3 separate regions of the Mus musculus genome follow, and regions 2 and 3 are each linked to region 1. A link is a contact called in ENCODE Hi-C or POLR2A ChIA-PET data. All regions are on one chromosome and are shown on one strand. Each heading gives the region's core, a stretch centred on a gene start or an enhancer-like site at or near the end of the contact. The rest is flanking DNA. Distances are from core to core; before and after follow the strand shown.

Region 1 (4,890 bases), core at 665-3,164:
CGTTCTTTGCAACTTGGCTGAGATGGTTTTCACGCAGGCCTGTGGGCCATATTGTTCTTCCTCTCTTGGCAGATCTTTGGCACCCACTCTCCTCTCTGGCTGCCGGCAGGCCTCCCTGTAGCTGTGCTTTGGCCTGATTAATGGAGTCCAGCTTTCCCCCCAAGGTGCCTGGGCAGTGGGGGTTAAGTCATGCTAGAAGCCCTAATTGCCTGGTCACTTTTATTTTGGGAGGGGTGTGTGTGTGTGTAGACTTCCTGTTTACGGCGCTTTCCTACACAAAGCAAGGCAGACACATGATGTTTTAAGAGTTTCTTCATTCAAGGAGAGCCAAGAAACAAAACCGGAGTCTGCTAAGAAAACAATAGAGGCCGTGGCTACAGAGCATTCTGGCTCTGGGAAACGACTGGGTCCCCTTTGCGGGGGTGGCTGCCACCACTCTGCTGTACGTGATGACTGCCAGTTATTAAGCCTGTCTGGCTGAGGGGGAAGCCAATGAAGAAAACAACAATAAAAGGGAGATAAATGGCTCCTGAGAAATAGGAACTATGCAGGCTGGGGGGGGTGGAGTGGGGGGTGGAGCCCCTGCACTGGTTTAGAGTTTATAGCCAGGAGGATAAACACCACATAATTCTCAAACGATCACCATTTGGAGATGATAAAACAAATAAGAGAAAAAAAAATTCCCTGGAAGAAAAGTTTACAGGACAGAAATCGTGATATCCTGTGTAGAACATTCACGAATTCTGTCTTGGGTCTGGGGTATGCTCAGAAATAGCCTTCCAGCTTGGTTTCCGAGTTTTTGAGGGCCACAAGAGTCTCCCTTACATCACTGGACGACGGATCTCCACCCATCCTAGCGTTGAAGGAGAGGCGGGGTGAGCCCTGGCACGTCCTTGTCGGGGTGCAGGGCGAGGCTGCTGTGCTCCTCCGAAAAGGATCCCCTCCTCATCTAAGTCCAAAACGCCGACCGCGCAGAGGCTGAAAAGGTCTCAACTTCCTGAAAGATGCTAAAGCAAAGAGTCCTCAACTGTCCAGAAACACGGAACTTATGGGATCTACGGAACTGGTATCCCAATCTTGATGTGGCTGGAATGTCCCCGGTGCTTTTGAAACCCTGTGCTTGGGCCAGAGGTCACTCCCGTCCTCTGAATCCATTTGCCAACAGCTTAGACGCAGGCAGCCGGCGCCCTCTTGAGGAAGAAATGCGTGCCTGTCCAGCGGGCTGGAATGCTAAGGCGGTCGCTAGGTCCTGTGGGCCTCCTCTGCACCCCAGCACGCCTAAGGGGAAAACCCAGGCTTTTCTTGGAAGAGTCTGTTTTCAGTTCCAGCTGGTCTACTGGCTCCCAGTGACTAATGAGGCACCTCTGCATCAGTGGTCCTCGGGACCTCTCGAGGGAGTAGGCAGTGAGCAAGCACAAAGGCCTGGGTCATTTGCAGCCCTGAAATGTTATGGTCACGAGTGTCTGATCATTGCCAAAAGGCTCCTAACACCCTGTGAATATGGCAGAAAGTGTGGCGGGTAAAGAAAGGTAGGAGCGAGCGGTGCATAATACACACTGGCACGTCTACAGTAGCTCCTGCCTGTGGTCCTGACACCTCGTGCTGGGAGCCAGAAGGGTCTCTAGTTTGAGATCCTGCTTCAAAACAAACCCTAATGAGATACAGGGTGGGCTGACTGTTTTAAACCACACAGAAAGCCACAGGATACAGACAATTGGGGGTGGGGAGGTGGGCATCATTCTCAGGTGTTCTGAGTAGGCTCGGAAGGTCTGGCAGCAAAGAAGTCCTTGGCGAGAGGAGAGGCTGACCTTACTGAGTTACCTTTGGCCAAGGCCATAGAGGCCACACCCTGGGCCGTGGGATTCGGAGGCTCACAGGCATCGGTGTTTACTCATCTTGTTCAGACTCCAGGCAGATGCTTCTCTACCACCTCATCCGCATGCGTCACTGTTGTGGGTTGTGGTCTGCCAAAGTTGAGACAAACACAGGGTCACATGGCTGACGCGCTTGGGTAAGAGGACAAACAGATTAATGCACCCAGGGCTCCTTCTCAGATAACATCTATGCAGTGGGCTGAACAAAGGGTGATGTCCTGGAGTTCTGGCCATCCTCCCTGTTCACGCTCCGCAGATGCCCAGGGGTTAAAGGAGTATCTGCAGCCACGTACACAGAATGAGGAACGTTTTGAAACAATTTGTAACCGGTCGAATACTTGAAACACGTCAATCCTTTATCTTCTCGGCCATCTGGAACTGGGTAATGGTGGTCTATGCAGACGTTTGGTCCAGGCACTGGGGAGGCAGAGGCAAGATGTCTGAGCTTGAGGCTAGCCTGGTCTACAAAGTAGGTTCCAGTACTACACAGAGAAACTCTGTCTCGAAAAACTAAAACCAAAACTAAAGCCAAACCAAAACCAACCAAACAACCAAACAGCCCCCCAAGAGCCAGATGGTTACAGAACACTAAAGCTGAGGACATTAAGGGATGTAGCTTAAATTAGTATATATGTAGCATAAATGAGGCCCAGGTTCAATTCTTAGGAAAAACAAACAAGCAAACAACAAAAACACAAAAGAACTGTTTTATAGGGCTGGAGAGATGGCTCAGAGGTTAAGAGCACTCACTGACTGCTGCTCTTCCAAAGTCCAGAGTTCAATTCCCAGCAACCACATGGTGGCTCACAACCATCTGTAATGTAATCCAATGCACTCGTCTGGTGTGTCTGAAGACAGCTACAGTATACTCATATAAATAAAATAAATAAATCCCCTTTTTTAAAAAAGGAACTGTTTTATATAATTTAGTTGAATCCTCAAGTTTTAAAATATAATTTAGTTGAATTTTCAAATTGTTTTTTCAAATAATCATTATAAAAATTCACACCACACATTGAATATGAATTTATGTAATTATAAATAATTTTGAAAGGGATTCGGATTGGTTTGTAGAGTGCTGAGAGGGCCTGGCTTTGCTGATGCACCACTTGAATCTGGAGGCAGCCCATGAAGAGTCTAAATGTTGGTCTGGAGAGGACTGGCTGCTCCTGCAGAGGACCTGGGTCCAGCACCCAGCACCCAGCACCCAGCACCCAGCACCCATATGGTGGCCAACTCTCTATAACTCCAGATCTAAAAGCTTTGATGTCCTCTTCTAGCCCCTGTGGTCATCAGGTGCACATGTTGTACACAGGATTACATGTAGACAAAACACATATATCTATAAAATTAAAATAAATAAAGATTTTTTAATCACAAAAAATAAATAATATTGAACACTTGAATAAAGTAACTTCTTTTGAAAACATACATAAAAACCATTTTAACTTCTAATTTACAGTTGTTATATTTTAAGTAATAATATGCTTAAGTTCTGTACACGTTGAGACAATAGCATTTAAAACCCTTCCTTATAGCTCACCTTAATAGAACGTAAATTACTTGATGGTGACCATAGTCGTGATTTTTCTTAATTGAAAGTATCTCTGTACAATAAATGTATACTTTGTTATAAATAATGCATGTCTCTGTTTAAGTTCCTATTCAAGTTTCACTAACAAAAACCCAGAACACTCAGACATGCACAGTAATAATTGGATTCAGTTGTTCTATTTTGCTCACATGTGTTGAGCACAGGCTTTTCAGTTTTGTCATTAGGAAGAATTTGTCATGGTTAGGAACAGAGGACATATTTTATGTAACAGTTTTTTAGTGTCTTTTTGTTGTTTGCTTGAGTTCCTGGAGACGTGCGTGGTATATATGACCAATCTGTACCATTGGTTAAGGTCCCCAAAGACCTGAGAGGAAAAACAAGGATTTCCTTCTTGAAGACAAAGAAGCATCAAGGAACTGGGCGTATTGTGGCAGGCAAGGCTAGAGGGCGTAGGCAAGTCTAGCTGCCATGGGATGTTTGAAGGATCCCACACTAACACTGGGAAGCCATTGGGGTTTAAACTACAGAAGGTGGGTTGTTCTGCTTGCTGTATGACTGAAAGCAGGAACAGAAATTGGGCCCACTGGAGGCCTCTTGCTTTGGCTCTGATGAAATACCAGGTATGATCTGTTTTCTTTGAGGGGTGATGATGAGACTTCGTCTGAGGGAGGAGTTGACAGGGCTCTCGGGTAGATTGAGTGTCTGTGACAGGGAAAGGAAAGCCTGCTTTCTATGCTGTTGGTTCGTGTGGCTGAGTTTGCAGCCATCTCCAGCATCTGTGGCATTGTTTCTAGGACTTCCCCAGAGATGGCCAGACTGCAGATGCTCAGACCAGGGTTGCATCTAGTCTATGCTTATCCCTCCATGTGCTTCAAATCATCTGCACTTAAGGTCCCTAATACAGAGCGAATGCTGAGTCTAATTGTTAGACTGCCTTGTTTAGGAGATTATGACGCACAAAGACCATAACATGATCCATAGAGATGGAAAATGGTCTTACCACCAGCATTTGTTTGGATCCTTATATATGGAACCCATAGATACGAAGGTCCCATAGACAGACAGACAGACATATAGCTATAGATAGATACTTGAAATAGAAATTTGGCTTTGTACAAGCGTGTGAGTTTCTGATAATAGGGGGGAAGTTAATGAGACAGCAGAAATTTTCCTATAGTGCCTGCTCAGAGCCTTATCCAGTTTGCAGGGCTCACTGGGGCTTGTCACCCATGTCCCATCAAGCAGTCAGTCAACTGTTGCTACAGTGTTCTCACAGAATAGCTCAACTCTTTGCTGAGCTCCTTCTGACCTTGAAGTCTCAGTCAATGGGTAACACAGAGGGACTCTGAGGATCTGAATTTCAAAATGAATACCCTCCCTCCCCCGTCCCCTTCCAAACCGGGATTACGGGCATGTATCACCCCACACTCAGTGCAGAGGATCAAACTGGCTCCTTTGCCA
Region 2 (4,890 bases), core at 755-3,254, 450 kb before region 1:
TAACTCTATTTAAAGTAGGTATCAGAGCTGGAGGAGCCAAGAGTTGAGTCGGCAGCAGTTAGCTTTTGAGAGGACCTTGGTTCAGTTCCCCAACGTGGCACTCACACTGGTCTGACCCCACCTCCAGGGGATCACACACCTTCTTCCAGCCCCTATACCATTTGCGTGTGCACACGTACATGTACAGGTGTACACACACACACACACACACAAAGAGCGGAACATGGACATGTAAGTATTTAAGTAGTTCCCATGAAACTCATACAGGAAGAATGTCCACTGGGGAAGCTCTTTCGGCCCTCGTTCACCACATCCTCGTCCCCCGTGCACGTCAGATCAGAATGGGCCAGCCCATCAGGGAAGCAGCGGTAGAAGAAGTCTGGGCGGGGCCTGGAAGAAATATAATTTACTCTCTCAGGAAGTATTTTTCAGTAATAGTAGATGTCAATAATCTGTTGACCACTAATGTCATAGGCAAAATAATGTAATGGGGTGAGATTAGTGTTTATACTGAGAAAAAGGCCTTAGCCACGCGGCCAATGTTCAAGAAAGTCTCTAGCATATGATTGTATCTTAGCACAGAGCAGCTAGTCATACTGCAGCTTTAGGTACATAAAGGTGGTCGCTGTGGGAAATACTCAGGACAGGACGCAGACCAGGTGGTACACTTGGAACAGGCAGAGGGCAGGGAGAGGGAGTTCTGGTGAGAAAGGAGAGACTAGTCTGAGAATCCGGGTAAACACTGCTTGAGAATGTGGTGGTGTGTGTGTGGGGGGCGCTCAGGGAGGTTTGAGTGCCAAGGCTTCTCACTTACCTGCCCACTATCAGTTTGATTATGTTGGTAAAGACACCATTCAGAGCTAGGGCAAGGCTGGCAGCTGGAAAGCAAAGAAGCCGTTAGTGCCATCTGCTTGGAGAAGAGTAAGCCACCACCTCATGAGTAGAGCCTTCATTGCTTTGAGATAGAACCCAACCAGAATAAAAACCCAAACGGCCTAGGGGCAGAGAAGTGGAGCACTGAGGAACACCTATGTGGCACCTGTGTTAATAGGGAACACCTGTGTGGTGTCTGTGTTAATAAGGAACACCTGGCCGGGCGTGGTGGCACACGCCTTTAATCCCAGCACTTGGGAGGCAGAGGCAGGTGGATTTCTGAGTTCAAGGCCAGCCTGGTCTACAAAGTGAGTTCCAGGACAGACAGGGCTACACAGAGAAACCCTGTCTCGAAAAAACAAACAAACAAAAAGGAACACCTGTGTGGCGCCTGTGTTATTAAGCACATTCTCATCAGTACTGCTTTTTGGTCTCATGGGGTAAAAAGACATACTTTAGGGGTACAGAGTAGCTGAACCCCATAGCTACTTGCCAACACTAAGACAGGAACAACTGGAACAAGGGCGACTTACCGAGGCAGGCTTGCTTGCTGTCGGTAGCGTCAGCTTTCCTTAGAAACTTGGCGAGGAAGATCAGGGACAGTGGAGTGAGAAAGGCAATGACCTGAAGGTAAAACACAGGGTCGGTAAAACCAAGTCCCTCCTGGCCTAAAGCACCAGCTGCCGCGCACTAACCAAGATCGGGGCTCAGATTGCCCACCAGACGCCTCGCCCTAGCCCTGGAACTCAAGGCAGGGGAGGAGTCCCTGCCAGCGGAGGAGGGCGGGAGGGCAGCTCACGCACAAACATGCGGCCGGTGGGGAAGTATTCCGCCTCCACGTACGGGTTCCTGTAGAGCCACAGCTCCTCGGGCTGGATCCGCCGCTGGAAGGGAGGGAGCAGCTCGGTCACCCTGGGGAGGAAACGGGGAAGATTGACAGGCTACCTCGGCGGAAGAACCTGCCGCCCCGAGCCGCTTAGGAAGTGCGAGCGCCCAGGGACGCCTGGGAGCGTTGACAGATCCTTACAGGAAAGCCACAAAGAGCAGGACCCGCACGCCCAGCTCGGCTCCCAGGGCCGCCGTCCCCATCCCGCCATACGTGCGGATCAGACGCTGACGTGGCCCCGGCGCGCCGTGGTTCCGCCCGCCCGGTGTCCAGCGCCACCTAGCGAACTCCGCGGGGACTGACTACCAGCGGGGCCTCCGGGCTACAGGAAATTCAGAGCTCATTTGCTGTGTTATGAGTACCACCTAACAGATCACCTTTGGGTCTCAAAGCAATGTGTCCTTCACCAACCACCCAGATCAGCTTATAGGACAAGAAAAGGAACGTCATTCTCCAGAGATGCTTCCTCTACAAAAGCAAACCAGAAAGCCCACTTTAAAGAAACTATGTCTTTGGAGCATTTCGAAGGGAAAAAACTGGGCTGAGGGTGAGTGGTTGTATTTTTGTGTCTCATTTCCCAGTAAACTGTACCATGAAATTACAGGTAAAGAACCAGCCCATATTCTTAAGTAGACCATACAGGACAATTTATTAAAGTCAACCTCAAGCAAGACCTGAAATCAATGGAATGCCATTAAAAGCTTTCCCACATTCTTACAGAAGCAGAAAACATATTTGAATTCTAAAGTATCTGTAAGTTAAAAAGGCAGGATTCCAGTAAATACAATGTACAAAACCTGTCCCACCAGCACACATCAGTAAGAAGCTCAAATGTTACAGGCAATCTCACATACACTACACTAGTTAACAGATATGTACAGGTTAACTAAGATGGTAGGCTCATACTTTGCAATAAGACATTGGTCAATAAACAAAATCCTTAAACTATATTTTGAAGTCATTAAACAGTAATGCCCTAGTAGAATACCCCTGGGGAACATTAACACTAACCCCTTAGTGTTAGGAGCGCCAAGTCACAGAAACTAAAGAGACTGACTAATGGATGTTGACACTTTGATATTTCACAGGTCTACAGCGTTCATTACAGGTAAATACAGATGTAAACAATCTATCAAGAACTTTATTCAAAGAACACAAGGTGAGGGTGGGATCTGCAGATATGTGTTTATTGTGTAATATTTAAATGGACACAAATGAATTTGCCATAGCAGTTGAAAATACACAAATCTTTGTATATAAAAAGAACTTTTTAGCCAGCTGTAATCAGTTAGCAACTTGGTTATTAGCGGCAATACAGTTACTTACCATAGGGTACAAAAAATGAGATGTTAATTGATAACAAAAGTGTAATTCCCTCATTCCCTTTAACTGACAAGAATTCCCTGTTGAGGCAAAATGGCAGATACTTGAAAGCCATCTGCACAGAGCAAGGCTCAGTCAGCAGGTAAGGAAGGCTTCTCGTCCCTTAACGGACGCAGTGAAGTCACAAGAAAACCAAGGACCGAATACTGACTTTGGCAACTTCTATTTTCCCTTGAACTTACAAGTCAATGACTTTCAGAGCCTACTGAAGGACAAACAATACTTTTCTCCCCCCTCCCCCATACACAAATACAAGCGCTCACATCTGCCACTTTTGCAATGGATTGACAAAAGCCAAACAATTGATTTTCCCCCCCTTTTTGAGACAGGGTCTCTCTACATAGTCCTGGCTGGCTGGGAAGCGTTAGGTAGGCCTTGAACTCTCGGAGATCCTCCTGCCTCTGCTTCTGGAGTGCTAGGATTAAAGGCGTGTGCAACCATGCCCAGTGGAAATGGGTTTTTGAAACAAAGGTTATACATAGCATTTTAGGAGTATAACATAAGTGCGCCCTCTTCCCCCCACACAAGCATATGTTAAACAGAAAGACCAGCTACCCAGGGGTGAGGCAAGGAAAGGAGAAAAAGGCAAAACAAAGACGCAGGGAAATCATTTCTCAACATGCACGAGCTCCGACCTCAAAGGTGCCAAGAAACCTAAGATGCCCGTGCTCCCGTCGGGAGGACTGCATATCTGACAGTATACAACATGATGCTTTCCATGTCTTAATTTTAAAACTGTAAAATATAAAATGAGAATCTGAAGTCCCAAGGAATTGAAGAGCCTGAATTCAAATGGGGTGGGGGGGTCTCGGTGTTAGGGGAACTGCACTGTACCTTTCCCTCCCTTTCTCCCCACATTCCCATTCCCCCACCCAAGGTGAAAACTGTGACACCTCAGTCCATACAACAATCCACTGCAAAGCTGCCTACACGGATCCCTTCGTCCATCCAAGGAGGGACCAGACCTTTCCGTAACCAACCATTCTGTTACAAATAAGCAAAGACCAAGTGTGGGCGGTCCTTCCTGAGGACCTTGCCATCCGATCACTTCCACGCTGCCCTTAGCAGCCTGGCAGAGTCCGGGATGGTCAGATGCAACAGCCACGTGAAAAGCAATTCAAGTCTAGAAATGAAGCAGTGCCTTGAGAAACATAAAGACCATACGCTGCTCACGCTCAGGGAGACTGAGGCAATTTGTCTCCCTCTCCCATTAGGGCATGGCATGTGGTTGGCAGCATTTTAGCTCCGTGGGGAAGTGCTGCAAGAGGAGTGTTGTTTTGACAAGATTAGCGGCAGGTCTTGGAGAGCCGGGTCTATGTTCTGAACAGATAATGGGAGGACTTCAAACTGTAGTCTGGCTTTGACCCGAAACAGTAAGAAAGTACTCAAAAAAGAAGCCACTGCATAAAAGCTGCCTACCAGTCCAGCCGAGTATTTCACATGAGCAGACAGACCCTCAGTATCTCAGATCCATATTAGTTACACACACTTCCGCAAACACTGCAGTGGGAGACACTGACAGAAGCAGTGGGCTGCAGGCCCTTATTATCTCTTTAGTTTCAAATACTTCCTAACTCAGTATGTATGTGTACACACACACACACACACACACACACACACACACACACACACACCACTTATATATATAAAACATTTTATATTTATATATATATATATGTTATTTATATAACGCACAGAAAACTCAAGTCTATTCTACAGCTTAGGAAAGGTAATTTTTGAGAATTAAA
Region 3 (4,890 bases), core at 1,012-3,511, 320 kb before region 1:
GACCCAGAAATCCTCCTTCCCCAATTTACCCACACATAATACTTTATGTTTCCATCATCTAACCTATTCTGAGGTTCAAACCATGCTTACTCTTTTCAATAGCAAACGAGCAAACAGCTTATCAAGACAGAAGCAGAAGAGGTTTCTCCAGGTTATGGTGGTAAAAATATATTCAATTTATCCTAAACACCAAATTGTCAAACCTGATAAAGTATACAAACCTGGAGAAAGTATTCATTGCTTTGAACAAATGGGTCTCATCAGGGTTCTTATCCCCCCAACCCTTCTTAAAAGAACTGGATTGTTAACTTGTGACCAGATTAAAAAATCTTCTTTATGTTTCAAATACTGGGTATGGGATAGTTCATCTGGCTTTTAAATAATACATTTTACTGTACCTGCTTGTAAGTGAATATAATTCATGGATAAGAATTTTTCCATAAGATATTTCATTGTAAAATGATAAGAATGTTTTTGCATTTGACAAATATTAAAATAATTACTGTAGAGCTTGGAATTATCAGAGCGAGAAAACAAGGAGAGGGAAGCTTTAGCATGGGACATAATCTCTTTATTATGGGACATAATAAGCTCTTTAATCAGGAGCCAGGAGGATCTCAGTGAGTTCGAGACTAGCCTGGTCTACACAGTGAGTTCCAGGCCAGCCAGGGCTACATGGTGAGACCCTGTCTCAAGGCGGGGAAGGAGGAGTTAAGTTTTGTAAATTTCAATTCTTTATGATCAGACTGTGAAACAGAACCCCTAGTGGAAAATTGCCTGACATGCACAAAGGGACCCCTAGTGGCCAAACTGAAAAGTTTTGCTTATTTTAAGTAGTCCATTCGGTTAGTTGAAATATACTTTTTTTTTTTTTTTTTTTTTTAGGATTAAAAACGGCCTCCATTTCTTTTTTTCTTTTCTTTTTTAGTTCTTTTGAAACAGGATCCCACTGTGTAGCCCTGGCTGTCTTGGAACTCACTTTGTAGACCAGAGTGACCTTGAGCTCACACAGATCTGCCAGTCTTGTCTATTAAGTACTGGCATAAAAGGCATGCACTACCATGCCCAGCCCTCAAAACTTATTCTATTTTGTACAGCTCATAATTTTATCATCAGAGTTCTCAGAAAAGTTGAAGAAAGCTCGAGCCAGGCATGGTGGTGCACACATTTAAATCTGAGCAATTTAGAGGACCAGGCAAATGAATCTCTGTGAGTTCAAGGCAAGCCTGGTCTACATAACGAGTTCTGGGCCAGCCAGGCCTACATCGTGAAACCCTGTCTCTAAATAAATAAATAAGCAAGCAAACTAAAATATAGAGTCAAAGATGGCTGCAGTGGTACACACTTGTAACTAAGCACTGGGGAGGCAGGCAGGTGGTTCAAGGGTTCAAGACCACTTTCTGCTACTACCTATTGAGTTCCAGCCCAGCCCGTGTTACATAAGAACCCCGCAAAATAAAAAGAAATTGAAAAAAAAAAAAACAGATAAATAGGAACAAGAATGCTTTCAGAACTTTAACTTTCCCAAGATGGCTAGTTGCCCGCCCTAGGAACGTAAACGTCCTCAAACCCACAATGCCTATCTTATTTAACAAGTACTCTAGAATATATTTTTGAATGTTGAGATTTCTACACAACTAATGATAAGCGACAACATGAAACCATTTTTTAAAGAGAAAAATCAAATTCCGTATGAAGATTTCAGAAGCATTCCAGCCTTCGACCCCGCAGAAGAAAGGTTTTTTTTTTTTTTTTTTTTTTTTTTCTCAGTGCTGCCCCTCTGCCACCAGGACCTCACAACCTCCTTCGCCAACCCAAGACCTCTAGGCAGTTTCGGAGACTAAAGGGTGAGGAACGGAATCATCAAAGTGATGTCATCAGTGACTCCAATTTGGGTTACAAAGGCTACTATCAGACCTTACTCTGGTAGGGCCTCCATTCAAGGAGTTCTCGAGGAGTTGGCTAGACTACAGAATGTGGGCAGGCAGGGGGGGGGGGGGGACGCAGCTTTGGTCCTGTAGTACAGACGCTGCCTCAACTAACTCCGACCCAGAAGTGACTTCGCGGGCTCGTGCGGGGGACCTTGTTGCCTTCCGCGCGGCTGCCGTGAAGGACGCGAGCCAGTCCCAGGATTTGAGAGCTCATTGGATGGTAGTGGCGTCACTCGGAGTGACGTCACAGGGCGAGGCGCAGGAGGTGGAACCATGGAGACTGGGCTTCCGGCCCCTTTAGCGTGGGGGCGGGGAGGAATTGGGAAGGTAGGGTTGGGGCCTTAGTCACCTCGCAGCGGACAAGGGCTCCCTCGGCGTCTCCCGTCAACCCCGATCTCTCCCCTAAACTTTGGACATTCTCCCCTACGGTGTACCTGACCCCACTCCAACAATCCCCAGACCCACCGCAGTCCTCCCCACTTTCCGCGGAGACTACCGGCCGAGAGCCGAGGGCGCCTTTTGCACCGGTGCGGCGAGCGCGGGGTGCAGAGGTAACCCCGCAGCGCTGGGCGTGGGGTTCCCCCGAAACGCCGGGCAGACTGCCTGGGAGTGGCCCGTAGCCCCGGGGCCAAGGGCTGGGGAGCCTCCGCAACAGGCCCGGCCTCCCTCCGGAGGAGCGCTGTCCGCGGTGGGGCTGGTTTCCGAGGTGCTGTGCCCGGTTCGCGATGTTTACTTTTTAGCTGAGGTTTCCATAGGGTGGGGTTGAGGGCCTGGGGAACCTCCTTCCGGCACGATTGCGAGATCGCAGTGTTATGCCAGTAGCTGAGAAGCGGCTCGGGGTGGAGAACGGTTTTAGTTAAAGGTACAGAGCTTAGTTCGGACTCTGGAGATTCTGCATCTGCGCTTGAGCCTTTAGTAGATACCATTATGTCTTCGCTGTTCCCACATGAAATTAGTGAGAACTTTTAGACTTTTGGGTTGGTGGTAAATGAATCCAGGGTGCTTACTTTCTACTTGTATTTTCTGGTTACAGATAAAGATGTCTTTCTCCTTTTAACCGTCGCAGCAGATTATTAGACACTATTGACCAGAAATTTAAAAAATTAAAAAAAAAAAAGCCTTTGGAGGCCACATCGTCTTCAGGATCATCTTCTTAGAACCCATTTCTGTGTGTTTGGATCGAAAAAGTACCATTTTCAAATCCAGAGCTAAGAAAATACTGAGGCTTTTGTAAATGAACTTGAAGGAAATTTTACACCTTGAATATGCAAATCTCTCTCTTTGCCTTAGTTTTTCTTAAAAAAAAAAAAAAACCACCTAAATTCTCATGTTTAATTGATTCCTTTTTAAAATACTAAATTGTTTGCTTCTTTTGCCTAGGTCTCTGTGTTGGTTAGTTGAAACAAAAAAAATAAACATGGCCTTCTACAGTTATAATTCATTCTTAGCTATTTTCTGGACAAGGTAAGGCTTGGAGTTTCCCACAAAAAAAAATGTATATAAACTCATGCATCTATATGAAAAACATGTGTTGTAAAAGACGTGGTGACAAATGCGTTTAGTCCCAGCACTCAGGAGACAGAGGCAGGCTGGTCTCTGAGTTCAAGGCCAGCCTGGGCTACATATCAAGACCGTCTCAAAAATATACATAAATAAATAAAGGAAGTAACCAACAAAACAAAAAGATTGGCTTAGTACAGAAAACCTTGCTGAGTTTTCAATACATTTCAAGGAAGAACATATTTTAATTTGAACTGCTTTAGAATGTAAGCTGAGTAATTTTGGAAATACATGATAGAGGAAAATAGATGAGACAGTTTTAGAGTGGCATTTCTGTTATTGATGAAGATTACACGAGGACCTCAGGTGTAAGGAAAAGTAAAATGGCTCTTAAACAAGCTTAGCCCAGGACATGTTCCAGTCTAAGGTCCCTTGTCATCTCACTTGTGCATTCAGAAGATTAACTGAACACTCACCACTTGCCACATTCATTGTATATTTTTCCTTTTGTCCATTTATAGGCTATATTTTGATATGTTTAAAAATTGCATTAAAGAATGGGAAAAGGCCATCCTTTAGCCAAGAACAACAACAAAAATCTCCCCTTCTCTCTTTCTTTTTTCTTTCTCTTTCTTTTTTCTTCCTTCCTTCCTTCCTTCCTTCCTTCCTTCCTTCCTTTCTTTTTCTTTTTGTTTGTCTTGGGGTTTTGTTTTTGTTGTTTGTTTTGTATCTATGTCCTGGAACTCACTCTAGACCAAGGTGGCCTCCAACTCAGGCATCTGCCCACTTCTGCTCCTGAGTGCTGGGTTTAAAGGTGTGCACCACTCTTGACTGACTGGCTGCTTGGTGCTATCTCTACTTGGCTGTGTTTTATTTATGTTCTAGCTTAACTACAGGATTAGAATATAAAAACCATTGGTCGAAGTGCTCAATTCTAATTCCTATTTTTCAAAGTCTCTTGAGTAATTTCAGGGAGATTATATTTCATCCCTTTGAGGGAATCTATAGACACATGGACAAAACAGTATCACCTGATTGGTTAATCCTCACAGGGACTATGAAGTTGTTTCATCAAAATGTTCTTGGTTGTCAGTAGAGTAGCTAACAGTCAGAGCTTCGGCTACTTTATGAGAGTAGAGACAGTACTGTCATATCATCCCTGACAGAAATATGTTTTTGAATAGATACTTTTTCTAATAAGACATTTTAAATCTTTTTGTTGCTTAACTACTCAAAAAGAGCATGCCCCTGACACCCTTTTGGAGATCACAGGGCATCTTATGAAAGTCAGTTCTATCCTTCTACCATCCGGGTCCCAAGGATTTAACCAGGGTTTGACAGCAAGTGCTTTTACACCCTTGAACTATCTCACTGGCCACTAGATGTTTACATTAATAGTTTCAGAACTTGGAACTTGCTATAGCAAATTACTCTTCAGAATTAACTTACTGATATTTTT

Evidence for each region. Hi-C counts contacts between places; a loop is a spot of excess contacts on that map. ChIA-PET counts read pairs that join two places held with the same protein, here RNA polymerase II (POLR2A).
Region 2: a loop to region 1 is called in a map of left cerebral cortex, with 2.7 times the contacts of the local background. The contact joins the promoter of Plpp5 here to the enhancer-like site in region 1. A Hi-C loop is called at or near these places in 2 of 37 maps with a recorded cell type or tissue (heart and left cerebral cortex). POLR2A ChIA-PET finds 5 or more read pairs at or near these places in 1 of 5 experiments (embryonic stem cell).
Region 3: POLR2A ChIA-PET joins it to region 1 with 37 read pairs in Patski. The contact joins the promoter of Letm2 here to the enhancer-like site in region 1. A Hi-C loop is called at or near these places in 1 of 37 maps with a recorded cell type or tissue (ES-E14). POLR2A ChIA-PET finds 5 or more read pairs at or near these places in 3 of 5 experiments (Patski and embryonic stem cell).

Annotation. Positions count from the first base shown.
Region 1 is chr8:25,271,515-25,276,404 of GRCm38, reverse strand. Gm39145 (a long non-coding RNA gene) reads right to left here. Exons shown (of 3, transcript XR_001778746.1): 2 at 1,822-1,964. Among named protein-coding and RNA genes, the nearest start is that of Gm39145, 2.9 kb to the right of the region's middle. Within about 2 kb of position 1,914, at least 1 of the 3 ENCODE cell types and tissues checked has a DNase peak (open chromatin) inside an H3K27ac peak, as active enhancers do; it is heart, where a contact is called at or near this core.
Region 2 is chr8:25,717,162-25,722,051 of GRCm38, reverse strand. It overlaps Plpp5 (phospholipid phosphatase 5), which reads right to left and starts at 2,004. Exons shown (of 7, transcript NM_028000.1): 1 at 1,901-2,004; 2 at 1,677-1,785; 3 at 1,407-1,497; 4 at 815-878; 5 at 266-390. The coding sequence starts at 1,962. Nsd3 (nuclear receptor binding SET domain protein 3) reads right to left here. Exons shown (of 23, transcript NM_001081269.2): 23 at 2,385-4,890.
Region 3 is chr8:25,594,867-25,599,756 of GRCm38, reverse strand. It overlaps Letm2 (leucine zipper-EF-hand containing transmembrane protein 2), which reads left to right and starts at 2,261. Exons shown (of 11, transcript NM_001364069.1): 1 at 2,261-2,482; 2 at 3,312-3,395. The coding sequence starts at 3,349. It overlaps D830025C05Rik (a long non-coding RNA gene), which reads right to left and starts at 3,274. Exons shown (of 1, transcript XR_003947362.1): 1 at 550-3,274.